2 separate regions of the Homo sapiens genome follow, and region 1 is linked to region 2. The links are chromatin loops, found by intact Hi-C in ENCODE. Cell type or tissue: B cell. All regions are shown on one strand. Links, peaks and the distances in the headings refer to the core of each region. The heading gives the core; the rest is flanking DNA. Region 1 has its middle 30 kb from the start of FOXB2. Region 2 has its middle 8.5 kb from the start of RFK.

What was found. A loop is a pair of places that touch in the nucleus more often than their neighbours do. Peaks named below come from ENCODE experiments on the same cell type or tissue, not always from the same donor. Only the 100,000 strongest peaks of a DNase experiment are listed, where the experiment ranks them.
Region 1: it touches region 2 in a loop (8-fold over the local background); 4 of 110 quality-filtered maps call a loop at or near these places.

What each region holds. Positions count from the first base shown.
Region 1 is chr9:76,981,413-76,997,679 of GRCh38, reverse strand. No RefSeq gene overlaps it. Among named protein-coding and RNA genes, the nearest start is that of FOXB2, 30 kb to the left of the region's middle. In B cell, for the core only: a CTCF peak has its summit at 9,854 (motif pointing right); no DNase peak of the experiment used is centred there; H3K27me3 peaks cover 608 bases.
Region 2 is chr9:76,394,770-76,411,036 of GRCh38, reverse strand. It overlaps a transcript of GCNT1 not described here and the pseudogene RPSAP9. Among named protein-coding and RNA genes, the nearest start is that of RFK, 8.5 kb to the right of the region's middle. RefSeq lists enhancers at 2,256-2,305, 8,770-9,064, 15,953-16,192. In B cell, for the core only: CTCF peaks have their summits at 7,358 and 7,558; a DNase peak (open chromatin) is centred at 7,516; H3K4me3 peaks cover 670 bases; H3K27ac peaks cover 443 bases.

The DNA of each region.
Region 1 (16,267 bases), core at 5,330-13,329, 590 kb before region 2:
GATCATGCCACTGTACTCTAGCCTGGGCTAGAGTGAGACCCTATTTCAAAAAGAAAAAATAATAAAATAATATAAAATAAAATGTATAGTTCAATGGGTTTTGACAAATGTTCAATGGGTTTTGACAAGTGTGTGTGGCTGTGCCATCAACATCACAATCAAGATCTAGAACATTTGCATCAGTCTAAAATGTTCCCCTGGGCCCACTGGAAGTTCCTCCTGTCCCAGGCAATCAGTGAGGTGATTTCTATCAGCATAGGGTAGTTCTGCCTGTTCTGGACCTTCATGTAAAAGGAATAAATGGAACTTTACACATGTACTATTTTATGTCTGGCTTGTTTTGCTCAGCGCAGTGTTTTTGGGATTCATTATTTTTGTTATGTGTATCACCAGCATCAGTAACAGAATCCTTTAAAAAAAATCTTTCGGTTAACTCAGTCAAAATGTCAACCATTATTTGTACATTATAAATTAATAATATATGCACTTTGAAATGTGTTTGTTTTTGGAAAAGCAGCTCATAGGTGAGGAGTACCACCAAGCTCTAAAATATTTGAGTAGCCATGAGTAATTGTGTAATTGTGAGGACTGGGGAACAGTGGGAAGACTGGCTGCAGTGCTGGCCCTGCCACTGACTGAGTTTGAGCAAGGCCCATCACCAACTGGGACTCAGTTTCCCCAAAAGGACCAGTCTTTGCTGTCTCCTGAGGCCCATCGTACATCTGACACACATACTGTTTTGGGGATGGCCACTGAGCAGCGGGGCCAGCAGAGGGAGCAGGAGTCAACAGATGAGCTGCAGAGCTGGGCCAGCACCTTGAAGGGGCCTCTGGGACACAGGCCACCGCAGGCACCACCTCGTTCCAGAGCTCAGCATGTTCCCGTGGTGGACTGAGTTTTAAAGTGACTTATGACTTTAGATATGACTTTGCAAAGAGATTTCTTATTAGGGCGAGCTTGAAGGTTCTTTCTTTTTATTTTTTTTGTAATCTAAAAAAGATCTTACTGCCAACAAAAGGGGGGCATAAACAAGAGATCTCTGTGTGATCTTAGAAGCAAATACAATAGATTCACATTCAAAATTTATTTACATTAACCTTTAGAATAAATTAACTTTTAATGGTCATTACCCTAGAGAAGAATTGTACAAAAATGTCAAAAGGGCCTCTTTGGAGTATACAACAGGGTGTGTGTAGGTTATGTATAAATACTATGCCATTTTATATAAGAGACTTGAACATCAGGAATTTTGGTATCCAGGAAGGGTTCTGGAATCAATTCCCCTAAAATACCAACGGATGACTGTATAGAATTGTCAAAAATAAATTATTTTATAATATGCCATGGTCTAAAAATAGTAGTGAGTTTTTAAAAGCCATAACCTGATTTGCCTCTGAGGCCCTCTCTGTAAGCATAGTTAAAGGGACATTTCATCTGAGAAATTACCCTTGCCTACCATCCCTACACTGTTAGCTCACAGAGTTATTTCTGTTCTCTGTTTCCTTTGCTTCTATAGCCATAACTGATATTGCATGAAATATTTGTGGTCTTATATTTGCTCCCCCAATGCTTCTCTTTATAATATTGAACCACCCAAAACCAGAGAGGGGAATTAGGATGCATGTGGCTTGCTGAGAAACATCCTATAGACATTTAGGATAGCTTCAGAGTACCACCTCTACCTCTCCCACAACAAAACATTGTCTTGGAACAACCACGTTGATGAAAAGTTTTGTGATTTTCTAACTCAGCAATATGACACATACAAATAGGGAGGGTAAATATACTATAAATGGCATTTTCCAGGTAAAATTAGAAGAGTACTAAAAAGGCAAGTTGTAAAAAGGAAGCTTTTGCTGAGACTCCTGGAAGGAGCAGAAGGAAGGGGGTGAGGGTAGCGAGAAGAAAATAAGGCTGGGCGCGGCGGCTCACACTTGTAATCCCAGCACTTTGGGAGGCTGAGGCAGACAGATCACTTGAGCTCAGGAGTTTGAGACCAGCCCAGGCAACATGGTGAAACCCCATCTTTATTAAAAATACAATAAATTAGCTGGGCATTGTGACTCGTGCACGTAGTCCTAGCAGGAGGGAGGCTGAGGTAGGAGAATCGCTTGAACCCAGGAGGCGGAGATTGCAGTGAGCTGAGATTGCATCACTGCACTCCAGCCTGGGCAACAGAGTAAGACTCCATCTCAAAACAAAACAAAGAAACAAAAAAGAAAATAAAATGAAGGGTGGAAATTAAGGAAAGCCTGTCTGAGCAGAGACAACCTATAGCTCCATCTTGTATAAAAAAACCCCTCATTTTTCTTGTCAAAAAGTGACTTGACAAACCTTTATAGAAAAGATGAATGGGCTGGGCGTGGTGGCTTACGCCTGTAATCCCAGCACTTTGGGAGGCCAAGGCAGGCAGATCACCTGAGGTCAGGAGTTCGAGACCAGCCTGGCCAACATGGTGAAACCCTGTCTCTACTAAAAATACAAAAATTAGCTGGGCTTGGTGGTGGGCACCTGTAATCCCAGCTACTCTGGAGGCTGAGGCAGGAGAATCGCTTGAACCGGGGAGGTGGAGGTTGCAGTGAGCTGAGATCGCACCATTACACTCCAGCCTGGGGGACAAGAGCAAGACTTTGTCTCAAAAAAAACAAAAGATGAATGGAGGCCTGGCGCAGTGGCTCATGCCTGTAATCCCAGCATTTGGGAGGCCAACATGGGTGGATCACAAGGTCAAGAGATGGAGACCATCCTGGCCAACATGGTGAAACCCCATCTCTACTAAAAATACAAAAGTTAGCCGGGTGTGGTGGCGCTCACCTGTAGTCCCAGCTACTCGGGAGGCTGAGGCAGGAGAATCACTTGAACTGGGGAGGCAAAGGTTGCAGTGAGCTGAGATCATGCCACTGCACTCCAGCCTGGAGACAGAGCGAGACCCTGTCTCAAAAAAGAAATGAAAAGAAAAGAAAAAAGATGGATGAGTTATTTTAGCTATCTAATGCCACAGAGAAAGAAGGCCTCGTGATTATTTGTATTAGGCTAGCATAACACTGATATAAAAACCTGACCAAAAAAGCACAAGGAAGAAATAACCTCAGAATAACCTCGCTTAAAACTCTTGATGCAAAAATCCTAAGTCAAATACCAGCAAGTAGATTGTAACAGCACATTGGAAGAAAGTAAACCATGACCAAAGAAGCTTATTCTAAACATTCAGGGTGGTTCACTAGTAAGAAGCCTATACAAATAATCACATTAAAATGTAGAGAAGGGTCTGATGTACAGGCTGGGCTTTTTTTTTTTTTTTTTTCTGAGGCAGAGTCTTACTCTGTCACCCAGGTTGGAGTGCAGTGGTGCAATCTTGGCTCACTGCAGCCTCCGCCTTCTGGGTTCAAGCCATTCTGCTGCCTCAGCCTCTTGAGTAGCTGGGATTACAAACACCTGCCACCACGCCCAGCTAATTTTTTGTATTTTTAGTAGAGTCGGGGTTTTGCCATGTTGCCCAGGCTGGTCTTGAATTCCTGAGCTCAGGCAATCCACTCTCCTTGGCCTCCCAAACTGCCAGGATTATAGGTGTGAGCCACCAAGCCCACAGGCTGGGCTATTTGAAGACTTTTCTAGGGCTTGGTACTCTTATTTTTAGATACTAGATCGTATTAAGAAGGAAAAGGAGGCCAGGCACGGTGGCTCACGCCTGTAACCCCAACATTTTGGCAGGTGGATCATGAGGTCAAGATATCGAGACCATCCTGGCCAACATGGTGAAACCACGTCTCTACTAAAAATACAAAAATTAGCTGGGCGTGGTGGCGCGTGCCTGTAGTTGCACCTACTTGGGAGACTGAGGCAGGAGAATTGCTTGAATCTGGGAGGTAGAGGTTGCAGTAAGCCGAGATTGTGTCATTGCACTCCAGCCTAAGTGACAAGAGCGAAACTCTATCAAAAAAAAAAGAAAGTAAGTAAGTTATCCAGGAAGATAGTGAAGGTAAAAGTTTCCTCGGCAGAATTTCCCTTTTAACAAAAAAAGGCAGCCCCCAAATAATTTCTTTTCTAACAAAGAGCAGCCTGAAAAATTGAGCTGCAGACATGGATAAGCAAGCCAGAAGCTTGGACGGTGGGAATGCCGGCAGCTGTGCCAATGCAAACGGGCTACCTGAGGGCCAGGTATGTTCAACATGGAGAGTTCATCTTCCCTTTTCTTTGTCACCATGGTACAGTAAAAGAATAGGCAACATGGTGCCGGCCAGGTAGAGAACCCATCTGCATAATAAAAGATGAGAGTGGGGATGGCCAGATTTTCACACGCTATGCAAACGGCACACCTGGTCCGACTAATCTTTTGCGCCCTATGTAAATCAAACACCGCCTCCCCAAGCTCATCTATAAAACCTCCTGCCCTTCACCGTGGAGGCAGCAACCCATTTCTCCAGGCACCCTCTCTCTGCAGAGAGCTTTTCTCTTTCTTTTACCTGTTAAACTTCCACTGTGCACCTCACTCTTTGTATGTCCACATCCAGTTTTCCGTGGACGTGAGACAATGAATCTCAGGTATTTACCCCAGACAATGATGTTGCTTCATCATCACCACCATAACCTGCCAGGTCATCTGTCATGGTGGCTTTTAACCCCCCTCCAGGAACCACACATTTCTTCTTTTTGGCTTTGCTTTGCTTGCTTTTGTTTTTCACCGTAAAGCACAGTTGGTGAACTGGTAACCTTTTTCAAGTCATCAATTTCCAGTGAAATACACACATATCCAGCTAAGACTTCCAAAAAACTGGCATAATATAGTGACTTTTCATATTGTATAATTTTATCTTTTAGTAACTTTCCAAACTCTGTAAAGTCATCTCTTAAAGATGGGTTCATAGCATTTATTCCATAAACTGTATTATTATTTTTTGAGATGGAGTCTTGCTCTGTTGCCCAGGCTGGAGTGCACTGGTGTGATCTCAGCTCACTGCAACCTCCACCTGCCAGGTTCAAGTGATTCTCCTGCCTCAGCCTCCCAAGTAGCTGGGACTACAGGCACGCGCCACCACGCCCGGCTAATTTTTTATATTTTTAGTAGAGATGGGGTTTCTCCATGTTGGTCAGGCTGGTCTTGAACTCCTGACCTCAGGTTATCTGCCCACCTCGGCATGTGTGAGCCACTGGGCCCTGCCTGTATTATTAACTATGAAAATTTCCTTTGCTAATTTGAGGTCTGACTCTTCCTATAATTTCTTTAGCACGGTTTATCTGTTAAATTGTTCTTCTGTTCTTCTGGGTTTTAGAACTTTAGGTTCTCAGGTTCTTCTAACCTCTCTTTAATTTCTACTTGCCTTTTCTTCTATTGTTGTTCTTTCTCTTTTATCTTCTCTGCTATTTATTTTTTTCTGAAATTTTAATCTCTGGTTTTACTTCTGCTTCCTCTTTGTTTTTTTTCTTTTTTGTCATTATCTTCCCAGTTATTTTTGATGTCCTCATCCTCAACTTCCCAGTGGTCCCTGCTGACAGTGCCACCACCCCGCACCTTCTGCACCAGGGTTCCCATTGAGGACTCATCCCCACCCCCATCCTGGGAGTCAAAGTCCCTCGCCGCTGCCACTGGGTCTGGCGGTGTGAAGGGGAGAGCTAGCCAGGAGTTAGTGCCATGGAAGGGAGTCACTCTATTCTCTATCTTGATTGTAGTTGTGGATATAGGCCTCTCTGTATTTGGCAATAGAACTGCACATCCAAAAAAGTAAATTTTACTGTATGTAAATATAAATATTAAAAATAAATGTAAAAACCAGGCTGGGTGTGGCGGCTCATGCTTGTAATCCCAGCACTTTGGGAGGCCCAGGTGGGTGGATCACCTGAGGTCAGGAGTTTGAGACCAGACTGGCCAATATGGTGAAACCCCCTCTCTACTAAAAACACAAAAATTACCTAGGCGTGGTGGTGCATGCCTGTAATCCCAGCTAGTTGGGAGGCTGAGGCAGGATAATCGCTTGAACCTGGGAGGCGGAGGTTGCAGTGAGCCGAGATCATGCCACTGAACTCCAGCCTGGGCGGCAGAGCAAGACTTCTTCTCAAAAAAATAAAAATAAAATAAAAAATAAAAAGTAAATGTAAAAACCAAGCAAAACAAAAAAACTCAATGAAGCCAATGATTGACTTGGTAAGAGGGTGAAGTGACTATAATACATTCAGTTTTCTCAACTGTAAGATGGAGCTAATAATAGTTCCTATCTGATAGGGTCGTTATGAGATTCTGTTTACAGAATATCTAGCACAGAGTAAGTTCTCAACACGTGTTAACCATTGTAGCCATTAAGTGCAACAACTTTCTTTCTCTCTCTCTCTCTTTTTTTTTTTTTGATGGAGTCTTGCTCTGTCACCCAGGCTGGAGTGCAGTGGTGTGATCTCGGCTCACTGCAACCTCCGACTCCCTGGTTTAAGCAATTCTCCTGCCTCAGCCTCCTGAGTAACTGGGATCACAGGCATGTGCCACCACACCTGGCTGATTTTTTGTATTTTTAGTAGAGATGGGATTTCACCATATTAACCAAGATGGTCTCGATTACCTGACCTCGTGATCCGCCCGCCTGGGCCTCCCAAAGTGCTGGGACTACAGGCGTGAGCTACCAAGCCTGGCCAAGTGCAACAAGCTTCTAAAGCAAGAATGTGGACTCCACGTTCTGATTTGCCCACTTACTAGTTGTGTGGCTTCGGTTGGACTTGTGTTAGTCATTTTTGCTTCTGCTCCTCTGAGTTCTCTTATTTTTAAAATGTGGATAATGGTACCTAGCTCAAAGGGTTTCTGTGAGAGTTAACTGAGTTAATCACTGTAAAGTACTTAGAACAGCATGCTCTAAAGGGAGAAGAAGAGGTGTGGAGAAATGGAGTAGGGTTGAAGAAACTCCTAAAGCTCCCTTGAGTTCAGAAGGGAGATGAGGCCAGCTGGGTATAGTGTGTGTGTGTGTGTGTGTGTGTGTGTGTGTGTGTGTGTTTAGGGGAGGTTGGTGTTGGTCTCAGTGTTATCTAAGTGTGTTGTACAGGCAAGGTAACTGGAGAAAAGGGCAAGGAAAGGCAAGTCTTAAAATTTCTTAGAAAGACCTTTCACAAGCCAGGTGCAGTGGTTCATGCCTGTAATCCCAGCTCTCAGAGAGGCAGAGGCAGGAGGATAGCTTGAGCCCAGGAGTTCGAGACCTGCCTGGGCAATATAGAGAGACCCCGTTCTCCACAAAAAGGAAAAAAAAAATGACAAAAAAAAAAGAAAGACCTTTCAAGAATAATTTCTACCAATGAGTGGATCAAGAAAATGTGGTATGTATGCACCAGGGAATACTACTCAGCCATAAAAAGAATGAAATAATGTCTTTTGCGACAACCTGGAGGGAGCTGGAGGCCATTATTCTAAGCGACGCACCTCGGAAAAGGAAAACCAAATACCATATGCTCTCACTTACAAGGGGGAGCTAAGTTATTAGTACGCAAAGGCATACAGAGTGATTTAACAGACTATGGAGACTCACAAGGGGGAGGATAGGAGGGGCACAAGAGATAAAAAACCACATATTGGGTACTACATATTGGGTAGAGTGACAGGTGCGCTAAAATCTCAGGCATCACTACTATACAATTCATCTATGTAACCAAAAACCACTGGTACCCCCAAAACTATTGAAATTAAAAAATATTTTTAAAAAAGAACTATATCCACCTGTGGCAGAGAAAATGGGGTATAGGGTCTGGACAGAAACAGACCTGCATTCTCCAGAGACCAAGAAAGCTATTAAGAGAGTTTAATTTGGTTCTATGTTAGTGTGGTGTCAAAGCAGGGTGAATTTGCATTAAAGAAGTGTGAAAGTCTAAAGGCAAAGTAGGTCATGAGACACGAGAATTAAATAGGGAGATATGGAGACTGTTTAATGATTTAAACCTCTATCAAGCGAATTGAACAAAGAGAGACTGTTTCTCTGTGTTTGCATGGTCATGGTCATTGTGATCACTGCTCACGTTGGTTGCAGCAGGCTGTCTTGCCAATGGCTGCTATAGCAGTAACAGGGGACTGGTCAGCAAATGTGCATTGCATCAATGACATGGAGCCCATGCCCTTTCACTGGCTTGTTGGTAGTGGTTGCATGGGGCTGGGGACCCCCTCTTGGATCTTTATTGCTGACCTCACTTCTCTGTATCACACAAGTCTCAAGAAGATAGAGAAGACAATAATACTTAATAAAATGAGAAAACTGTTTTATCAATATGTTAAGTGAAAAAAGCAGAATATGAAACTATGTATATGAACCTAATTGGTTAAACATATGTGTAGAAAAATGACTGAAATAAAACAGATTAAAACAGTAAATAATAGTTGTCTAAGGATGGAAATTACAGATGACAATCTTTCCTTTATATTTTATATCTTCTTTGCTTTCATTGATAAAAATGTTTTGCTTTTGCAATTGGAAAAGGTGAAATAAATGTAATTAACTTATAAGAAATGTAAGTTCTTCCTTGTTCAGAGCTTTACACATTGCTCAGCAACAAATGGTTGTTTGCTAATTGGTATGTAAAGGGCAATAAACAAGTTAATTGCTGGCTACATTCTCGAATAGCTAGAGGAAGTTCAAAGCTTCTCAACCTTATTTCAGCTCCAAGAAAGAGGACCTCTGATGTGGGTCAAAGACCTAATGGAGTCCTCAAAAGCCCACCATGCGCCATAGTGGGTGGAGGCTGGGCAGGAGGGAGAAGCTTCAAAGCCCCCTCTTTCCATGACATGCTTCTTCTTCACATCAATTTCCATCACTTCCCTTTCCCTCTCTCAGCTACTGTTAAAAGATGGACTTTTGTATTAGGTTGCTGGGGTTGCCAAAGTAAAGTGCCACAGACTTAAATCACAGAAATTTATTTTCTCAAAATTCTAGGGTCTAGAAGTCTGAGATCGCAGTGGCAGCAGGGTTGGTTTCTTCTGAGACCTCTCTCCTAGCTGGCAGATGCCCTTTTTCCTGTGTCTTCACATGGTCTTCCCTCTCTGTGTGTCTGGGTCCGAATCTCCTCTTCTTATGAAGATATCAGTCATATTGGATTAGAACCCACACTAATGACCTCATTTAACTTAAAGGCTCTATCTCCAAATATAGGCATTTGGAAATACTGGGGGTTAGGGCCACAATGCATAAATTTTTGGGGGACACAGTTTAGCCTATAACAGGATTGAAGTGTCTCCTTTCTTAAGGAGCCATGTCTCTGCTCATAGAGATTCAAAAGAAAGCCAAGGTTGGGCTTAGGAGAAAATAAGCAAAAGTAGAGGCTGCTTAAAGTTTTTGGGTTTGGTATAGCCCACCAGGTTAAGAAATCTGACAGGAATTTGAGTAATCTGAATCCATTCTGCGTTTGCCCAGAGTCTCCTTCTGGACACATAGCCCTCTTAAATCTCTGGCTGCATTGAGGCTGCTTGAGAATTTGAAATCTCAGTCATCTCCTCCTTGGGGACATGGTGAATATGTCATTCTGTTGAACTGATCACCATATTATCGGATGTTTCTACAAAAGCAAAACAGAGTTGAGAGCAGAAATATTAGAATCTTAGAAAGTGACAGGGGCTGGAGGATGAAGAGGTGGCAGGGTAAAAGGATGGGGTACTTTGGTCATATTATCCTTGATAGGCTGGTTGACATTCTCATTCTCTGCTAAGAACAAGCAGAAGCATCCCAGGAAACTCTTATGGGACTTTAATGTGATGAAATGAGAGAGATTATCTCTCTCCTCTGCCTAAGGGATGACTATCCATAGAATGTACTCAGACTTCTTTCCAATCACAGAGATAAATCCTGAAAGTTTTGCAGTATGGTACTGATTTCCTTGACCTACCAGAGTCCAGGTCTATAAAGTTTGCCTTTGCCCAGCCAGCAGATGGTGCCATTTTTCTAGGAAATTGAGCCAGATTCAGCTTGAACTGTCATTTGGCCTTTAGTGTTGTAGGCACTGTGCTCACAGCATGTTGTATAGGGCTTCACAGGTAACCAGTTTCTGTTCGAGGAAAGTCTAGCGCTCTTACCTGCAGTTGAACACACTGAAATCTTCAAGTTTCTCAGTTTAAGTGAAAACTTTTATTTTTAAAATTTCGGGATAATTAGAAGAAAATCTTAGTATTTCCTTTAGAAAAATCTTCCCCCACCCCTCAACTCTCTCTTTCTCTCTCTCTCTCTTTCTCGCATCTTATTCCAACATACCAGGTGGAGCCATCTCATCTTTCCTTTGAAAGGCCCTCTCACAATCCTTCACGCTTACACATGGTGGGTGGACTAAATTCTATAGTGAAATTGTAGCTTTTGAGGAATGAGTACTTCTGAACAGCTGCTTTACTTTTTGGGGGACATCTAGCTGTGTATTTATCTTTTAAGGTATAAATGCTTTCCTTCAAAAAAATATATACATATTCTGAAATATTTGGAAGCCAGTTGCAGATGTTATGACACATCAGCCCTAAATATTCAGCATATAACTCCTAACAATAAAGACTTTCTTCTATGTAACTGCTAAACCATGACCATATCTAAGAAAATCAACAGTAATTTCCAAGTATTACTTAATATCCATTTCATATTCAAAATTTCCTAGTTATTTCCCATATACCTTTCATAGCTGGTTTTATTCAACTGCATCCAATCAAAGCTCACACATTACATTTAGTTGTTTCATCCATTCATATATACATATATATGTGTGTGTGTGTGTGTGTATATATATATATATATTTTTTTTTTTTTTTTTTTTTTTGAGATGGAGTTTCACTCTTGTCGCCCAGGCTGGAGTGCAATGGCACAATTTCAGCTCACTGCAACCTCCACCTCCCAGGTTCAAGCTATTCTCCTGCCTCAGCCTCCCGAGTAGCTGGGATTACAGGCATGCATGACCATGCCCGGCTAATTTTTGTATTTTTAGTAGAGACGGGGTTTTACCATGTTGGCCAGGCTGGTCTTGAACTCCTGACCTCAGGTGATCCACCCACCCCACCTCCCAAAGTGCTGGGATTACAGGTGTGAGCCACCGCTCCTGGCTGAGTGTATGTATATATACATATACATATGTAAATACACATATACATATATACGTATTTAAGTCAAGGCCTATTGTCATTTGGATTATCCTGCATTCTAGATATGTTGCCTCATAGGGTCATTCTTTTTGAGACGGAGTCTCACTCTGTTGCGCAGGCTGGAGTGCAGTGGCACTATCTCGGCTCACTGCAAGCTCTGCCTCCCAGGTTCACGCCATTCCCCTGCCTCAGCCTCCCGAGTAGCTGGGACTACAGGCACCCGCCACGATGCCTGGCTAATTTTTTTGTATTTTTAGTAGAGACGGGGTTTCACAGTGTTAGCCAGGATGGTCTCAATCTCCTGACCTCATGATTCTCCCGCCTCAGCCTCCCAAAGTGCTGGGATTACAGGCGTGAGCCACCACGCCCCACCCATAGGATCATTCTTAACGTGCATTGTTCCTCAGATGTTAGAACCTGAGGCAAGGCCTATATGCTACAATTCTCCTTGGAAGTTCAGGCCTGGGGAGCAGGTGTGGGTGTGTACAGTTGGTAATGAGGCAGGGAAGGGGAGTGAGGTGATATGACTATGTGTTATCATGCTTCCCGTTCTCTACTATTAAGTAGGTTGGCTACTTTATCTTGTGGGATCATCTGAGACAGCATGTCAATGGCTGTTTCTTAAGATGATCTGTTTGAAGGAGACAACAGGGAAGAATGTATCCACCGGCTTTCATACTCCACCGATGCAAGAGTCATGTGCACCCTACAGAGTGAATCCTGCCCTCCTTTCAGTTTGTGCATGAGCAAGCCTGGAACTGGCTGCGAAGTTTCATATCTCTGTCTCGGGGGAAGCCTGGGATGAGAAGCAGCACTGTAGGGTGCTGCCCACATAAAGTCTTCTGGAGCCCAGGCAGACTTGGTTTCTGCAAGGATGCCTGGAGCTGAACACAATGTCCCTGGAGACAGATGAGGCCGAGAGGATCTGATACATAAGTGTGTCTGATGCAATATCTTATCTTTTAACTAGTTCCTCTCTTGCTTGTAGCTACTATAAACTGGAAGTCAGCTCTGAAACCTTGATGAGATTCAGGTAGAATATTTTGGCCAGATAACTTTATAAATGTTATTGTGTACTTCATATTGCACCACATCAGGAGGCACAAAATGCCAGGTTGTTTCACTATTAATGATGCTAAGTTACTTGGTTTTGTTGTGACAAGTAGATCTCTGATTGTAAAGGCCCATTTTCCCCTTTGCAATTAGCAAGCAACTGGAGATATATGACACTGTCCTTTTCCCAGCAATCTTTTAACTAATGATTTTAACATTCATTGATTTAGTCATTTTCTGAATCAATTATTTCACTGGGGGTTGCAAACTTATTAGCCGACATTCTTCTCTGAAGAAGCTTTTCTAGATCACCTGGAGATTAACTACCATTGCTCTTAGGAAGCAGGGAAAATAGTTCTTTTGTTTTAATTTCCAATTTTCAGAGTAAGGAGTTGAAAGTTAAAATAATAGTCATAATCTTCCATGGTGCCAAATTAATTTTGTTTTGTTTTGCCTCCTTTGAGTATTGTATGTGGACTTATGCCTTTTCATTTATTCAATATTTAACAATTCATTATACTTATTGAGGCTACAATTTCCCCAAATTTGCCAAGTAGAAGCCCTGAAAACTGGTTGCTGTGTTTTACTGATATGCCCTTATCATTTCTTTAGTAAAGGCTTCCTTGCTTTCTGGCAAAACAAGATGTCTCATCTTGTCCTTTCCTTGCCCCAGACTTGGAATTCAACCTTTTACTGAGGATATTTGATTCCTTTTATTGGGGAATGGTATTTAGAAGCCAAGATCCAGATACTAGGTATGCTAATTGCTACCGGAGTTTTGGTACTTCTAGACTCTTTCAACGGTCAGAACTAGGAAATCTATTTTTAAAAATCATGAGTTCATCTGATCTCTCCCTGTGACGAAGTCCCCGGGGGAGGGGTGGCCACCCTGTCTGTGATTTAGCTAACATAGCCTTCCCAGCCTCCTGGCTCTAGAGAGTCTGGGCAGTCTGGATGAGGAGGGCTCCCCCCAGCACAGCACACCTGCTCTGCCAAGGGGCAGCCAGATTGCTTCTTTAAGTGGGTCCCTGACCCTGTTCCTCCTGACTGGGTGAGACCTCCTAACAGGGGTCTCCAGACACCTCCTGTAGGAACGTTCAGGCTGGCATCAGGTTGGTGCCCCCTGGGATGGAGCCCCCAGAGGAAGGAGCAGGCTGCCATCTTTGCTGTTTCGTAGCCTTCGCTGGTGATACGTCCAGGGAGGGACTGAGGTGACTCGGATCTGGAGTGGACCCCCAGCAAACCACAGCAGCCCTATGGAAGAGTGGCCTAACTGTTAAAGGAAAACAAACAAACAGAAAGCAATAACAACAACATCAACAACAAAGACCCCACAAAACCCCTATTCACAGTTCAGCAACCTCAAAGATCGAAGGGAGATAAGCCCACAAAGATGTCAAAGAATCAACGCAAAAACACTGAAGACTCAAAAAGCCAGAGTGCTGCTTCTTCTCCAAATGACCCAACACATCTCTAGCTAGGGCACAGAACTGGGCTGAGGCTGAGATGGCTGAATTAACAGAAGTAGGCTTTAGAAGGTGGGTAATAATGAACTTCACTGAGCTAAAGGATCATGTTCTAACTCAATGTAAAGAAGCTAAGAACCAGTACAGGAGCTGATAACCAGAATAGCCAATTTAGAGAGGAACAGAACTGACTTGATGGAGCTGAAAAACACAACACAAGAACTTCACAATGCAATCAGAAGCATCAATAGCAGAATAGACCAAGTGGAGGAAAGAATCTCAGAGCTTGAAGACTATCTTTCTGAAATAAGACAGGCAGACAAGAATAGAGGAAAAAGAATGAACAAAACCTCCAAGAAATATGGGATTATGTAAAAAGACCAAACCTATGACTGATTGGAATACCTGAAAGTGACAGGGAGAATGGAACCAAGTTGGAAAGCATACTTCAGGATATCATCCAGGAGAATTTTCCCAACCTAGCAAGACAGGCCAACATTCAAATTCAGGAAATCCAGAGAACCCCAGTAAGACACTCCATGAGAAGATCAATCCCAAGACACACAATCTTTAGATTCTCCAAGGTTGAAATGGAAGAAAAAATGTTAAGGGCAGCCAGAGAGAAAGGCCAGGTCACTACAAAGGCAAGCCCATCAGACTAACAGTGGGCATCTCAGCAGAAACTCTACAAGCCAGAGGAGATTGGGGGAAGACCAAATAAAAGATATTTGTACTACCATGTTCATCGCAGCGTTGTTTACAATAGCCAAGATACAGAAACGACACTATTCAACATTCTTAAAGAAAAGAATTTCCAACCCGGAATTTTATATCTGGCCAAATTAAGCTTCATAAGCTAAGGAGAAATAAGATCCTTTTCAGACAAGCAAATGCTGAGGGAATTTGACATCACCAGGCCTGCCTTGCAAGAGCTCCTGAAAAAGCACTAAATATGGAAAGGAAAAACCATTACCTGCCACCACAAAAACACACTGAAGTACAGAGACCAGCAGCACTATGAAGCAACCACATAAACAAGTCTGCAAAATAACCAGCTAGCATCATAATGACAGGATCAAATTCACACATAACAATATTAACCTTAAATGTAAATGGGCTAAATGCTCCAGTTAAAAGACACAGAATGGCAAGCTGGATAAAGAGTCAAGACCCAATTGGTATGTCTTTAAGAGACCCATCTCACATGCAAAGACACACATTGGCTCAAAATAAAGGGATGGAGGAAAATTTGCGAAGCAAATGGAAAACAGAAAAAAGCAGGGGCCACAATCCTAGTTTCTGACAAAGAAGACTTTAAATCAACAACAATAAAAAAAATACAAAGAAGGACATTATATAATGGTAAAGTGTTCAATTTAACAAGAAGAGCTAACTGTCCCAAATATATATGCACCCAACATAGGAGCACTCAGATTCATAAAGCAAGTTCTTAGAGATCTACAAAGAGACTTAGACTCCCACACAATAATAGTGGGAGACTTTAACACCCCACTGACAATATTAGACAGATCATTGAGACAGAAAATTAACAAAGATATTCAGGACCTGAACTCAGCTCTGGATCAAGTGGACCTGATAGGCATCTATGAACTCTCCACCCCAAAACAATAGAATATACATTCTTCTCATCTCCACTTGGCACTTACTCTAAAATTGATCACATAATTGGAAGTAAAACACTCCTTAGCAAACGCAAAATAACTGAAATCATAACAGTCTGTTGGACCACAGTGCAATCAAATAAAAAAAAATAAAAAAAAAGAAACTCACTCCAAACCACATAACTACATGGAGATTGAACAACCTGCTCCTGAATGACTCCTGGGTAAATAATGAAATTAAAGCAGAAATCAAGAAGTTCTTTGAAACTAATGAGAACAAAGAGACAACATACCAGAATCTCTGAGATGCAGCCAAGGCAGCGTTAAGAGGAAAATTTACAGCACTAAATGCCCACATCAAAAATCTAGAAAGATCTCAAATCAGCAATCTAACATCACAACAAAAAGAACTAGAGAACCAAGAGCAAACAAACTCCAAAGCTAGCAGAAGACAAGAAATAACCAAGATCAGAGTGGAACCAAAGAAGACAGAGACACAGAAAACCCTTCAAAAAGTCAATGAATCTAGAAGCTGTTCTTTTGAAAAAACTAATAAAATAGACCACTAGCTAGACTAATAGAGAAGAAAAGAGAGAGGAATCAAACAGACACAATTGGAAATGATAAAGGGATATCACCACTGACTTCACAGAAATACAAACTACCATCAGAGGATACTATAAACACCTCTATACACATAAACTAGAAGATCTAGAAGAAATGGATAAATTCTGGGACACACACACTCTCCCAAGACTGAAGCAGGAAGAAATTGAATTCTTGAATAGGCTAACAACACGTCCTGAAATTGGACGGAAAATGTCCAAGACCAGACAAATTTACAGCTGAATTCTGCCAGAGGTACAAGGAAGAGCTGGTACCATGTCTACTGAAACTATTCCAAACAATTGAAAAGAAGGGACTCCTCCCTAACTCATTTCATGAGGGCAGTACGGTGTTTGTCAAGGGCTGAGGGTAGAAGGGAGAAATTGCTTTCAAGGAGTTAAAAGGGAACTTCTTACAGTGAGAGAAATATTCTACATATTGTTTGTGATGCTGATTAC
Region 2 (16,267 bases), core at 4,184-12,183:
CATGCTAACACTAATCAAAAGGGAGTGGGAGCAGCTATATTTATTTCTAACAGAGCAGACATCAGAGTAAGGAAAATGATCAGGGATAAAGCATGGCATTATATAATGGATAAAGGGCTCAATTTTCAAGAAGACATAACAATCCATAGTGTATATGTGCCTAACAACAAAGTTGTAAAATATGTGGGGCAAAAACTGATAGGAATACAATGAGAAACAGATGAATCCACTGTTATACTTGGAGACTACAGTATCTCTCTAACAGAACTCAACAGCACCATCAATGGGGTATAATTGACATTTCTAGACTGCTTTACCCAACAACAGCAGAATACACATTCTTCTCAGACTCAAATGGAACAAGATAGATAACATTCTGGGTCCTAAAACACACCTTAAAAAATGTTATTAGTTTTTTATTTTTTTAAACTTTTTTTATTATTTAAAAATAGAGACAAGGTCTTGCTATGTTGCCCAGGCTAGTCTTGAACTCCTGGGCTGAAATAATCTGCCTGCCTTGGCCTCCCATAGTGCTGGGATGACACGCCTGAGCCACCGCACCCAGCCTTAACAAATTTTATTTTAATTAATTAATTAATGTTTTTGAAGAGAGTTTTGTTCTTGTCACCCAGACTGGAATGTAATGGCACAATCTCAGCTGACTGCAACCTCTGCCTCCTGGGTTCAAGCGATTCTCCTGCCTCAGCCTCCAGAGTACCTGGGATTACAGATGCCTGCCACCATGACAAGCTAATTTTAGTATTTTTAGTAGAGATGGGGTTTCATCATGTCGGTCAGGCTGGTCTCCAACTCCTGACCTCTGGTGATCCACCCACCTCGGCCTTCCAAAGTGCTGAGATTACAGGCATGAGCCACCGTGCCCAGCCCAAATTTTAAATATTATAAATCATCCAATATATTATTTCAGGTCACAGTGGAATTAAACTAGAAACCAGTAACAGAAAGATAGCTAGAAAATCCCAAAATACTTGGAAATTAAACCATACTCTAAATAACACATTGGTCAAAGAAGAAATCTCAAGAAAAATTTTAAAATATTTTGAAGTAAATTAAAATAAAACCACAACTTATCAAAATTTGTGGATGCAGTGAAAATAGTACTTAGAGGGAAATTTAGGGCATTGAATGCATATATTGGATAGGAAAAAATATCTAAAATCAGTCATCTAAGCTTCCACTTTAAGAAACTAGAAAAAAAAAGGGCAAATTAAATCCCAAGCAAGCAAAAGAAAAGAAATAATAAAAATTAGACCAGAAATCAATAAAAATCAGCCAGATGCGGTGGCTCATGCCTGCAATTCCAGCACTTTGGGAGGTCGAGGCAGGTGGATCACCTGAGGTCAGCAGTTCGAGACCAGCCTGGGCAACGTGGTGAAACTCCGTCTCTACTAAAAACACAAAAATTAGCAGGCCATGGTGGCACCCGCCTGTAATCCCAGCTACTCAGGAGGCTGAGGCACGAGAATCACTTGAACCCAGGAGGCAGAGTTTGCAGTGAGCCAAGATTGCACCACCACACTCTGGGCTGGGTGATACAGCAACACTCTGTTCACCTCCCCACAGTCCAAAAAAGAAATCAATAAAAATAAAAACAGAAAATCAATAGAGAAAATAAATGAAACCAGATGCAGTTTCTTTGATAAAATCAATAAGCCTCTAGCCAGGCTAACCAAGAAAAAAAGAGAGACACACACACAACTTAATAACATCAGAAATAAGAGAGGGGACATCACTACAAATGCTGGGAGCACTATAAGAATCATAAAGAAATATGAAACTCTCTATGTCTACAAATCTTATAATTTAAGTAAAATAGACTAATTCCTTAAAGACACGTTCGCCAAAACTCATGCAGAAGAAATATACATTCTGAATAAGTCTATATTTATTAAAGAAATTGAACAATTATAACCTTCGAAAACAAAAAACACCAGGCCCAGATAAATTCACCAGTGAATTCTTCTAAATATTTAAGAAAGAAATCATACTAATTTTCTATAATCTCTTTCAGAAAATAGAAGTAAAGAGGCCAGGCATGGTGGCCCACACCTGTAATCTCAGCACTTTTGGAGGCTGAGGTGCGTGGATCACTTCAGGTCAGGAGTTTAAGACCAGCCTGGCTAACATGGTGAAACCCCGTCTCTACTAAAAATTACAAAAATTAGCTGGGTGTCATGGCACACTCCTGTAATCCCAGCTACTTGGGAGGCTGAGGCAGGAGAATTGCTTGAACCTGGGAGGCAGAGGCTGCAGTGAGCCAAGATTGTGCCACTCTACACTATAGCCTGGGTGACAGAGTGAGACTCCATCTAAAAAAAGAAGAAGAAGAAAAGAAAATAGAAGCGGAGGAAGTGGTTTCTAACTCATTCTATGAGACCAGCATTATCCTAATACCAAAACTAAAGATATTTCAAGAAAACTACAGACCAGTATCTCATGAATATAGATGTAAAAATTCTGAACAAAATATTAGCAAGTTAAATCCAACAATGTGTAAAAAGATCCTTTGAACTGAGGCTGCAAGAAAAAAAAATTATATACATGACCAAGGAAATTTATTCCAGGTATGTAAGCCTGGTTCAATGTTTGAAAATTAATGATTAATAATTCATCATTTCAACAGACTAAAAAAGAAAAAAACATGATCATATTAATAGGTGCAGAACAATTATTTGATAAAACCAATACCCATTCATGACAAAAACTCAGCAAATTAGGAATAAAAGGGAACTTCTTCAATAGAATAAAGAACATTTACAAAAACACCCCACAGCTAATGATGAAAAATTAGAAGCTTTCCCAGAGCAGGAGCAGGTCAAAGATTTCCCCTCTTACCACTCCCTTTTAAAATCATACTTGGAAGTCCTAACTAATGCAGTAAGGAAAGAAACAGAAATAAAAGGTATGCAGATTGAGAAGGAAGAAGTAAAGCTGTCTTTGTTTGCAGATGATCTGAACATTTACGTAGAAAATCCATAAGAATAAACCACCACAACAAAAGATTCCTGGAACTAATAAATAAGTATAGCAAGGTTGCAGGATACAAGATTAACACACAAAATTTGATTCCTTTCTGGTATATCAGCAATTAACCAGTGGAATTAGAAACTTAAAACATAATATCAATACCATTTATATTAACACCCCAAAATATGGAATACTTAGGTATGAATCTAACAAAATATGTACAAGATCTATATGAGAAAAACTACAAAACTCTGATGAAATAAATCAAAGAAGAACTAAATAAATGAAGAAGTATTCCATGTTCAAGGATTGGCAATTCAATATTGTTAAGATGTCCGTTCTTCTCAATGCGATCTATAGATTCAACAGAATACCAACCAAATTCCCAGCAAGTTATTTTGTGATATTGACAAACTGATTCTAAAGTTTATATGGAGACACAAAAGACCCAGAATAGCCAACATAATCATGCATGAGTGTTAGTCAGAGGACTGACACTACCTGACTTCACGATTTACTATAAAGCTACAGGATTTACTAAAAGTAATCAAGACATAGTAGTGTTGATGAAAAAGTGGACAAATAGATCAATAGAACAGAACAGAGAGGCAGATATAGAGCCAAATAAATATAGTGAATTTATGTTTCACAAAGGAGCAAAGGAGAAAATGGACAAGAGTGTTCAAGAAATGCTGCTGGAACAACTGGACATCTACATGCAGGAAAAAAAAAAGAATCTAGACATAGACTTTATACTCATGCCCAAAATTAGTTCAAAATGAGAAAAATAACTCTATTATAATATATAAATCCTATTTTAGAAATTTGAAGTGTAAATGCAGTGCAGTAGTGTGGCAATAGAGAACACTGACCCAGAAGCTAAAAAAAAAAAAATTAACTCAAAATGGATCATTTTGTAAAATGCAAAACTATAAAATTCCTAGAAGATAACATAGGAGAAAATCTAGATGACCTTGTGTATGGGAATGACTTTTTATTTTATTTTTTGAGATGGTGTCTTTCTCTGCTGCCCAGGCTGAAGTGCAATGGCACAATCTCAGCTCACTGCAACCTCTGCCTCTGGGGTTCAAATGATTCTGGTACCTCAGCCTCCTGAGTAGCTGGAATTACAGGCATGAGCCACCATGCCCGGCTAATTATTGTATTTTTAATAGAAACTGGATTTTGCCATGTTGGTCAGGATGGTCTCTAACTCCTGGCTTCAAGTGATTCACCTGGCTCAGCCTCCCAGAATGCTGGGGTTACAGTCATGAGCCACTGTGCCTGGCCAGAACTCTTAAAACTCTACAAGAAGAAAGTGAACAACCTGATGATTTTTTCCTTTTTTGAGATGGAGTCTCGCTCTGTTGCCCAGGCTGGAGTGCAGTGGCACAATCTCGACTCACTGCAACCTTCGCCTCCTGGGTTCAAGCAATTCTCCTGCCTCAGCCTCCTGAGTAGCTGGGACTACAGGTGCACGCCACCACACCCGTGAGCCACCACGCCTAGCCAATTTTTCTTTTTTCTTTCTTTCTTTTTTTTTTTTTTTTTTGAGACAGGGTCTTGCTCTGTTGCTTAGGCTGGAGTGCAGTGGCACAATCATGGCTCACTGTAGCCTTGATCTCCTAGGCTCAAGTGATCTTTCTACCTCAGCCTCCCAAGTAGCTGGAACTACAGGCACATATCACCCATGCCCAGCTAATTTTTAAAATATTTTTGTAGATAAAGGGTCTCACTATGTTGCCCAGGCTGTCTTGAACTCCTGGGCTCGAGCAATCCTCCCACCTTGGCCTCCCAAAGTGCTGAGATGAGCCACTGCATCTGGTCTGATGTTTTTAAATAAGCAAAAGACCTGAACAGACACTTCACCAAAGATGATATACAGATGGCAAATAAGCATATGAAAAGATGTTCCACATCATATGTCATCAGAGAAATGCAAATTACCACTCTAGGCCTATTGGAAGGGCCCAAATCCAGAACACTGACCACACCAAATGCTGGCAAGGATGTGCAGCAACAGGAGCTCTCCTTAATTGCTGGTGGGAATGCAAAATGGTATAGTCATTTTGTTACACAGTTTGGCAGTTTCCTATAAAACTAAACATACTCTTACCACATGATCCAGCAATTGTATTATTTGGTATTTACCCAAATTAATTGAAAACCTATATTCACACAAAAACCTGCAGATTGATGTTTAGAGCAGCTTTATTCAGAACTGCCAAAACTTGGAAGCAATCAAGACGTCCTTCAATAGGAGAATAGGAAAATAAACTATGATACACACAGACAATAGAATATTATTCTATGCTAAAAATAAATGAGCCATCAAGCCATGAAGACGTGGAGGAAACTTAACTGCATATTTTTAAGTGAAAGAAGCCAGTCTGAAAATGCTACATCTTTTATAATTCCAACTATGTGTCACTGTGGAAAAGGCAAAACTATGAAGACAGTTAAAAGATCAGTGGTTGTCAAGGATTAGGGGTGAGGGAGGGATGAATAAGTAAAGCACAGAGGATTTTTATGACAGTGAAAATGCTCTGTATGATACGATAATGGTGGATACAAGTCGGTATTCCTTTGTGTAAACCCATAGAATGTATAACTCCAAGAGTGAACTCTCATGTAAATTACAGACTTGGGGTGATATTACATCAATGCACATATATCAGTTGTAACATGTACATTCTAGTGCCTAGTGCAGGATGTCTATAGTGAGGAAGCCTGTGTGTGTGTGTGTGTGTGTGTGTGTGTTGAAGGTCAGGGAGTATATGGGAACTTTCTGTACTTCTCAATTTTTCTGTGAACCTAAAACTGCTTTTTAAAAAAAGTCTACTTAAAGGAAAAAAGTATTGGCAAAACAGAGCTCACTAGCTGGTTTGGCTATTTTTGTAGAACAAACCACCTCAAAATTTGATGACTTGGGTTGGGTCTGGTGGCTCATGCCTGTAATCCCAGCACTTTGGGAGGCTGAGGCGGGCAGATCATCTGAGGCCAGGAGTTTGAGACCAGCCTGGTCAACATGGCAAAACCCCATCTCTAGAAAAAGATACAAAAATTAGCCAGGCATGGTGGTGTACACGCCTGTGATCCCAGCTACTTGGGAGGCTGAGGCAGGAGAATCTTGAACCTGGAAGGTGGAGATTGCAGTGAGCTGAGGTCACGCCACTGCTCTCCAGCCTGGGCCACAGAGCAAGACTCTGTTTAAAAAAAAAAAAAAGATGACTTAAAATAATCTATTATTTCAAATTATTTTCTGGGTTGCTTGGGTCTCACCTGAGCAGTATTCCTTCCAGGAGCTCATTTGAGACTGAAATGTCCAGGATACTTCAGGCCTCTCTTCATATATCTCTTTCTCTAGAAGGGTAGCTGGACTTATATCATGCCCAGCTTCTAACAGAGAGCATTCAAAGCCTATCACAGAGTTGCTACAGTTCTCTGTAAGCACACCTTTGAAGTTACACGATATCACTTCTGCCAGATTTTATTGGTCAAATTTCACAACCAGGTCAGTTTTAGTGGGGAGAGGAAATGGGCTTCCCCTCTCAATAAAAGGAGTGAAAAATATTTGGGAGCATTTTTAATTTAGCCTACTATTTTTTATTCAGCTGGTAATAATTTTCCAATCTATACCACCACCCCACTACACACTTTTATTTTTCATCTTCTAAATATATAGTTCATGCTGACACATCAGCAGATTAGACCAATTTTCTAAGTAGCTGTATTATTTTATATATTGGACAGAAAAAAAATTCTAAAATTAAAAAAAATTCCTAAAATTTTATATCATCATTGTGAGAAAAAAGGAGGGAAACACCAGTAATTTTGAAGACAAACTGAAATAATTTTATATGTAATTACTGTTGGTAACACCTATATTTTTGCCATCACGGTCACATTCCAAAGGTATCATGAATTTGAGAGAACATAAGACAGACGGCTGTCATGGACACTAAAGAATGGTTAATTTCACTATCAGTAAATCCTGCCTTAGAAGGGGAATTACTCCGAACAGAGGTCAAAGTTCATCTCCAGAATCTCAGACATATTTACTCATTATTCTGAAAAGAGTCCAGTGTCCTAGAAAGTTTTCCTTCTTCTTCGTCTCAGAAATTTTTAGCATCTTTATCTCCTATACCATCATTGCACCAAATGTATAATTAAAAACAATTTTTTAATGGGAAAGAAGTCTGAATTCTTCTGCCTATAATTCTAGGTGCTCTTCTCCTCCTTTTTCTCTTTCTCCATTTTCTTCTTCTATAGTGAAACATATATTCAAAGGAAACATCAAAAAGCATTAACTTTCTAAATTAAGACAGTCTTTTTATCTTTTGTGATTGAGGAAGAAGATAGAATGCAGTAGCCATGCTTCACCAAAGAACCAGATCCAAGCACATGAAGCAATGAGCAGGCCAAACATTTCTGAGTACAGAATCCTCCCGTGTCTAGCACAGGGCCTGATGAACCTCATTCCCTAACTTTCATTTTCCATTTGCAGTTCTTATTTCATGTGTCACCGCAGTTCTAGGTTCATGTCAGTAAAAAGCAAAATTTTAATATGCCATCTTGTGGATGCATGAGGAATGAAATTCTTGTAGTGCTTTTGGTTTTGGTGGTGAGAATTTAACATTGCATTTGCATAGTTTTTCCCCTGTAATACAAGCAATTTTTGCTCAATGCAAAAACAAAAAACAAAAATCAAAAAGCCATACAGGAAATACACAAGGAACAGTAGGTACTCAAATATTTGTGGAGTATCGATTTTTAAAAATTAGTAATCATCACACCCTTGATTTGGAGTGGACCCTATTAAAGCAGCCAGTGAATGAATGGATGAAGGAAGGAATACCTTTTTCTAAAACATTTGATATTGTAGGTAAGCTCTTGGTTTTCAGGCCTGACCTGACATTAGAATCTAATTTTCCAGAGATATTTTTAGTGTCTCATGTGGGTAGAAGTTGACAAAATTTGGTTTACATTCCATATAGGTATAAGAATTGTTTATTAGTACTACTGACAACCTTCCATTTCCATATGTGCGGTGTATTTATTAAACAATCAGGGCTGGGCACGGTGGCTCATGCATGTAATCCCAGCACTCTGGGAGGCCGAGGCAGGCAGATCACAAGGTCAGGAGTTTGAGACCAACCTGGCCAACAGGGTGAAACCCCGTCTCTACTAAAAACACAAAAATCAGCCGGGCGTGGTGGCGCGTGCCTGTAATGCCAGCTACTCAGGAGGCTGAGGCAGGAGAATCACTTGAACCCAGGAGGTGGAGGTTGTAGTGAGCCGAGATCATGCCATTGTACTCCAGCCTGGGCAACAGAGTGAGACACTGTCTCAAAAAAAAAAAAAATCAGCCAAATAAACATTTCATTATGGGTTATTATGAGGCAGCTGCATATAGCAGACAGACCTGGAGATCACTTAACTCTTTCAGAAAAGGTGATCTTAGGTCCATTGTCAAACGGATGGACAGCTTCTCAGCATTTTGTAGACTCTCTGTTTTCTTTTGGGTTTAGTAGGTCGTAGGCTCTCAGTCTGCTTTTTTTTGGTGCAAAATAACAATGTTAGACCAGATGAGTAATTTACAATTTGTGTGCTTCAAAAGGTTCTAAATATTCAAAGCACATTTCATTTAAAAATGTCTTTTATGAATTTAGTTTTCAAAATGTTATTTTAAAATATGTTTTCTGAATTTAATATGATACAACAGTACAAACAGTGATAGGAAGCAAATTCGGATGTAGTTGAGAGTGTTGAAGGAAAACTGGATGTGTTAACCAAAAAATATGCCTCTTTGACAAAAAAATTTTTAAGCTAAGAGCAAGTGGGAGGAAGCAGATACAGGAAAGCTCTCTGCCTCTCCTCTGTTTACCTAGTGGCAGGACACAGATTTACAAAGACAAAGGTGCCCTTCTTCCCTCTGTACCCGGAAGGACAAAAGTTAACCACTGAAGACAACTGTAGCCCTCATCTGGCTGGAGATGGCACAAGAGGAATCTACGTTAATAAGCTTTGCTAAGTGGACTTCATCTATCATTATTTTGCCTTCCCACAATTTGCCACCTCCAGAGATTCAAAGTTCTTTTCCTCTGTCTTGTCCTTTCTTTAGAAATGTAGTGTGTTTTTTGTTTGTTTGTTTGAGACAGGGTCTTGCTCTGTCACCCAGGCTGGAGTGCAGTGGCATGATCATGGCTCACTGCAGCCACAACCTCCTGGGCTCAAGGGATCCTCTGGCCTCAGCCTCCCAAAGTGCTGGGATTATAGCAGTGAGTCACTGTGCTGGTCCTTAATGTTCTTTATTGAAGTTTATATAAGCTAGAGGTCTGAGTCACCTCTTTGAGAATTATTCATTCCCTGGGCATCTCCCATATACATATAAAATATACATGATAATAAACATGTTTGCTCTTGCTTTGATAATCTGTTTTTTGTTACAGGGGGTCCCTTCTAACAACGCATTAGGGGTGAGGAAAAAAATTAGTTTTCTTTCTTTACACTGTAAACTTCATTAATGTGTTCTTATTGAGTAAATTTGTACTACATGAAGTAAATTTTATGAGTTTGAACCACAAATACATTTGTGGTTATAAAATAACACTTGTTTTTATGGCATGGTGGTGTACACCTGTAGTTCCAGTTATGCAGGAGGCCAAGGCAGGCAGATGGCTTAATTCCAGGATTTCGAGGCTATAGTGTGCTATGAGCTTGCCTGTGAATAGCCACTGCACTCTAGCCTGGGCAACATAGCGAGATCCCATCTCTAAAATAAATATGTAAATACATAAATAAATAAAACATTATTTATTTTCTATATTGGGCTTTTATGTAGAATTTTACATGTCTGTTTTCCAAGGTAGAATTCTGAAGACACTTACACTCAGCCAGCTTATTTGGACTGTAGTCCAGTTATAATGAATTTTCTATAGCAGACCAACAGGTAATCATCATCATAACAGCCAATACAGAAGGCTTACTACACATTACACACTGATTTAGTTACTTCACATGCATTAAGTCTTAAATCTTTCAAATGCTTTATGAGGTGCTATGGTGATTATTTTCTCACAGACAGGAAACTGGTGTAAGAGCCAGAGTCCCCCTTACCTACTACTAAGCTCTATCACCTCTCAGTAGAGCTTAGTAGTTCTGGCTTGTTTACTGCACATCCCTTTCTTGGAAATATGATCACAGGAACTCTCCCTAGCTAGACATTTTTCTTTCCTCTTCTCTGTTTAGTCGATTCACACATGCCCCAAGGCTCCAGCTCAAGTCCCACCTCTCTGGAAGGCATTGTCAAGCATACCTGACTCACAGGGTTCCCTTGCTCTCTGGCCTACTGGTAGCATTGTCTCATGCTAGGAAGCCTGTTTATATGAAGTCCAAAGAGTGAGTTAGAGGAATTGGTAAAGTTCCCTAGGGCTTCTGGGTAGAGAATGTAGAGGCAGGAGCTGAGGAGTGTGATAGGGAGAATCTGTGAACAATGGTTTAGTTTAGACTGATCCTAAGACAGAGGGAAGCAGAACATGACTTTTAGTGTGATTTGATCAGATTGGCATTTGAAAGGTTATAGCAGCACGAAAAAGCAGTAGAGAGAGACTAGTGTCAAATCTAAGGCTGGGAGAATAGAGTTGGCTACACCTGTGCAGGTAAGGGGTCATGGCTTGCATTCAGTGGGAGGAGGGGTAAAAATGGATTGGGAGAGACTTGGTAACTATTTAGGTGTGGAAGGTGTGAACGTTGATGTCAGACTCCAAGTCAGAAATTTTTAGATTAATTATTCAAAAACTAATAGACTCTACTTTTTAGAGCAGTTTTAGGTTGGCAGCTGCTGTTGCTGTATAGTTCTATGGGTTTTGATACATGCATAATGTCATATATTCATGAGGACAGTATCATACAGAATAGTTTCACTGCCCTAAAAATCCCCTGTGCTTCACATTCATCCCTCCCTCCGACCTCCAACTTCCCCAAACCCTGGTAACCACTGATCTGTTTACTGTCTCCATAGTTTTATTCAGAATGTAATATAATTGGAATCATGTGTTATGTAGCCTTTTCAGACTGGCTTCTTTCACTTAGTAATATGCAGTTAAGTTTCCTCTAGGTCTTTTTGTGGCTTGATAGCTCATTTCTTTTTAGCACAGAATAGTATGGCATTATATGGATATACAACAGCTTGTTTATCCCACCTATTGAAGGACATCTCAGTTGCTTCCACGTTTTGGCAATTCTGAATAAAGCTGCTATAAACATCCATGTGAAACAAAATAAAAATAAAATAAAATAGAAATAAAACATCCATTCATCCATTCCATTTGCATTCAGTGGGAGTAGGGGTAAAAATGGATTGGGGTAAAAACAAATAGGTTTTTTTTTTTTTAAGAAACTGATGTTTATTTTCCATCAACCATTTTTCCATGTTGCTTAAGAGCCTATGCAAGAACAGCTTAAGACCAGTCAGTGGTTGCTCCTACCCATTCAGTGGCCTGAGCAGTGGGAGCTGCAGACCAGTCTTCCGTGGCAGGCTGAGCGCTCCAGTCTTCAGTAGGGAACTGCTGAATAGGCACAGAGGGCACCTGTACACCTTCAGACCAGTCTGCAACCTCAGGCTGAGTAGCAGTGAACTCAGGAGCTGGAGCAGTCCATTCACCCTGAAATTCCTCCTTGGTCACTGCCTTTTCAGCAGCAGCCTGCTCTTCTTTTTCAATATCTTCAGGATCTCTGTAGAAGTAGAGATCAGGCATGACCTCCCACGGGTGGTCATAGGAAATCGTGCTACACATGCGCAGAACTTCCCGAGCCAGCATCTACCACATCAAACCCACTGAGTGAGCTCCCTTGTTGTTGCATGGGATGGCAATGTCCACATAGCGCATAGGAGAATCTGTGTTACACAGAGCAATGGTAGGTAGGTTAACATAAGATGCCTCCGTGAGAGGCTGGTGGTCAGCCCTGGGGTCAGTAACCACAAGAAGCCATGGCTCCCGGAAGGCTGCCTGGATCTGGTTAGTGAAGGTTCCAGGAGTGAAGTGGCCAGCAATTGGAGTGGCTCCAGTGGCAGCAGCAAACTTCAGCACAGCCCTCTGGCCAGTATTCCTGGAGGATATAACACTGACATCAGCAGGGTTTTCAATGGCAACAATAGCACTAGCTGCCAGCAGAAGCTTCTCCCAGGTCCTCTTCAGATTTATGATATAGATGCCATTACTTTTCCTTTTACAGATGTACTGTTCCATCTGGAAGTCAAGATTGGTGCCACCTAAGTGGGTTCCTGCTGCAAGGAACTTAAGGACATCCTCCTCCTTCATTTGCAGGACATCAAGGGCTCCGGACATTGTGAAAGTTTCCCTTTAAGTTACGACGGGAATCCAGAACAACGCCGTATGGGCCCCTCTGTAGGTAGCGCGGAAAGCAAAAACAAATAGGTTTTTGTGTGGATAAAAGTTTTCACCTCATTTGATTAAATATAAGTGAGCACAATTTCTGGATAACATAGTAAAAGTACGTTTAGTTTTATAAGAAACTGCCATATTATCTTCCAAGGGGCTGTACCATTTTGTATTCCCACCAACAATGAATGAAAGTTCCTGTTGCTCTACATGGTTGCCAGCATTTGGTGTTGTCAGTGTTCTGAATTTTGGCCATTCTAATTGGTATATAGTAGTATCTCATTGTTGTTTTAATTTGTATTTCCCTCACGATATATGATGTTGAACATCTTTTCATATGCTTATTCAGATCTTTTGCTCATTTTTTAATTGAGTTGCTTATTTTCTTATTGCTGAATTTTAAGAATTCTTCAGATTCATTTTTCATTGCTTACTTAGAATAAGCCTTCTTTTCCCTCACAAGCTGCCAGTTCTACTTTCTCTTTAGTCTTATTTGTGATCCTTCTTTCTACAGAGACAAATTAAACCAGAGAAGTGGACTCTTTCCCTACAGGCAGCTGAAAGGATGTGCAAGTGCAGTTCAGAGGGGGAAATAAAAAACACGTTTTAGAATACTTCCTTGGTTAAAAGCAGTAAGTTTGGCAAAGACACATAGACTCTCAACTCTAGATTTACTGAGAATGCTAGGTAGCATATTTTTGGAGTCAAATGAAGAAGAAAAATTATAAATCCTATAGCCTACAGAATAATTATTGAATTATTTGAAGCATATGCTTTGGCCTCTGAAGCAAGGTGGAGGGGTCTGCTTTGATCAACAGATTGAGTACTTGATGGGAGTTCTTAGAAGTACAACTCTTGGAGGGTTTATTCTTCAGTCAGAGGGGAGGAGCCATTGAACGCTATTGAGCGGTGGTGGAAAATGATCAGAATTCTTCCTTCTTGGGAGGCCGAGGAAGGTGGATCACTTGAAGCCAGGAGTTCCAGAACAGCCTGGCCAACATGATGAAACCCTGTCTCTATTAAAAATGCAAAAATTAGCCGGGCGTGGTGGCATAAACCTGTAGTCCCAGCTACTCGGGAGGCTGAGGCAGGAGAATCACTTGAGCCCGGGAGGTGGAGGTTGCAGTGAGCCGAGATTGCGCCACTGCACTCCAACCTGAGTGACAGAGTGAGACTCTGGTTCAAAAAAAAAAAAAAAAATTCTTTCTTCTATATCCTATGCTGATAACACAGTAATTACCCATATGACTTGACATGTAAATGGTAGTTTTAAAGATTGGAGCCTGACTGCTCCATCTTAAACATTCTACAAGACTCTCCTTTTTTTTTTTAAATCTATCTATTTATTTATGTATTATTTATTGAGAAGGAATCTTGCTCTGTCACTCAGGCTGGAGTACAATGGAGCAATCTCGGCTCATAGCAACCTCCGCCTCCTGGGTTCAAGCGATTCTTCCGCCCCAGTCTCCCGAGTAGCTGGGATTACTGGCATTCACTGCCATGCCTGGCTAATTTTTGTATTTTTAGTAGAGACCGAGTTTTGCCATGTTGTCCAGGCTGGTATTGAACTCCTGGCCTCAGGTGATCCACCTGCCTCGGTCTCCCAAAGTGCTGGGATTACAGGCAAGAGCCACTGCGCCCGGCCTATTTATTTTTTTAGTGACCGTGTCTTGCTTTGTCATTAGGCTGGAGTGCAGTGGTTCAATCACAGCTCACTGCTGCCTCAAATTCTGGGGCTCAGGCGATCCTCACTCCTCAGTTTCCCAAGTAGCTGGGGCTATAGGCACGAGCCACCACCACCTGGCTGAGACAGAGTCTCGCTCTGTTGCCCCATATGGAGTGCAGTGGCGTGATCTCCAGCTCACTGCAACTGCCGCCAGGTTCGAGCGACTCTTGTGCCTCGGCCTCCAGGGTATCTAGGACCACAGGTGAGCGCCACCACTCCCGGCTAATTTTTGTATTTTTTGTAGAGACGGGGTTTCACCATGTTGCCCAGGCTGGTCTCCAACTCCTGAGCTCAAGTGATCCACCGGCCTCAGCCTCCCAAAGTGCTGGGATTACAGGCATGAGCCACTGTGCCAGGCCCTGGCTGATTTTTAAAATTTTCTTTCTTATTTTCTCCTCTTCTTTTCTTTCCCCTTTCTTCTTTTTTTTCTTGTTTCTTTTCTTTTCTTTCTTTTTTCTCTCTTTCTTACTTATTTTTATTTTAAAATTTTTGGATAGACGGAAGTCTCCCTATTTTGCCCAGGCTGGTCTTGAACTCCTCAGCTCAAGAGATCCGCTCACCTCGGTCTCCCAGAGTGCTGGGATTACAGGCGTAAGCCACCATGCCCCGCCCATTTTTATACGTTTAGGTTAATGCTTTCCAACAAAGCTGATGAGAGGATTACATGAGACAGTGTGAAAAATACTTAGCATTTTCTCTATTCTTAAAACCACCCCTCCTCATTTACCTCCTATGATTCATTTAATTATTTTATCTCATTTAATTCTCATACCTTCTTGCAACCTAGGGCTTAGTGGCGTAAGACCCAGGGATGATTTATCAAGTTCTCACCTCCAGGCTTTTCTTATTAGGTGTATCACTGCTGATGAAGTTAAAAATATACCATTCTTGCATATTGACTATTTTGAATTAAAAGCACTTGAAAAACAATAGATACAAAAAAATCATTCTGACCTCTTTTCTGTTTCTTAGAAGCAGATGAAATTACCATATGAGAGACATCCTCCCTATATTAGAAGGAATGCAGCACTCTTATTAAGGACGGGAGTCAAGAGTGAGAGAATCCTGTACACACCTTGCTAAAATAACTCTTAAGCCTCTCCAGATAACTTAATTGCTTTTCACAACTTGCTATTACTACTCTTACTACCGGTATTACTATTATCGTTATTCTCATTATTCTTTGTTTAATTCCGTATAGATAAGTAACTGACCATAATTGCTTCTTTGGGTCCTTCTCTCCCTTCCCTTCCCTTTTCTTCCCTTTCACTTTCCCTTCCCCTTTCCTTTCCCTTCCCTCCCTTCCTTCTTCTTCTCTAGTTCTTTTAAGGGGTGAGGGTGTCTCACTGTGTCGCCCAGTCTGGAGTGCAGTGGCGTTATCATAGCTCAGTGCAGCCTCGACCTCCTGGGCTCAATCAATCCTCCCGCGTCGGCCTCTCAAACTACTGGGAATACAGGCGTGAGCCACCAAGCCTGGCCTAGAACATAAATTTAATATCAGGTAAATCTTATCAGAGATGCATACATGTAAGGTAGAAAGAGACTACACGGTCTGCACAGAATTTTATACAAATGTATAGAGCAAAAAAGAAAAAAATTAAACTTCTCTGGATTCCATTGATTAAAAATTTAAAAAAATAAATAAAAAACTTCTTTGTCTTCGAGACGTTAAGAGGATGCACCTTCTTATAACCTTGCACCCTGCATATCCTGTGAGTGAGCCCAGAGCTACTTCCCTAGGAGCGTGCGTATTTACAGTTCCGAGGGTACGAAGGCCTCTATCTGCATTGCAGTAGAGGGACGGCCTGTTATCGGGCTTGTGAAATTGTCAAGAAGACAGCCTGGAGGGGACAGTCACCGCCCATGTCGGTAACCTTCCACTAGTCTCTGGGGTTAACAGCGTCACAGACAGGGACTTCTCCCTTGGAGCTTACATTCGAATATATTAATAACTCCAGAACGTGGTCAGTGGTCCTGGAGGACGACCGCTTCTGGTAGGGCGGCCAGGAAAAGCCTCTGTGAAGAGGCGATCTTTGAGCTGAATTTTGGAGCTTTAATAAATACTTAAAGAGCGAACGGAACGAGCGATGCCTGACGTTCAACCCAGCGGTTGCCAAGGAGCTAAAGAGCGTCTCACTTTGGCTTCCGG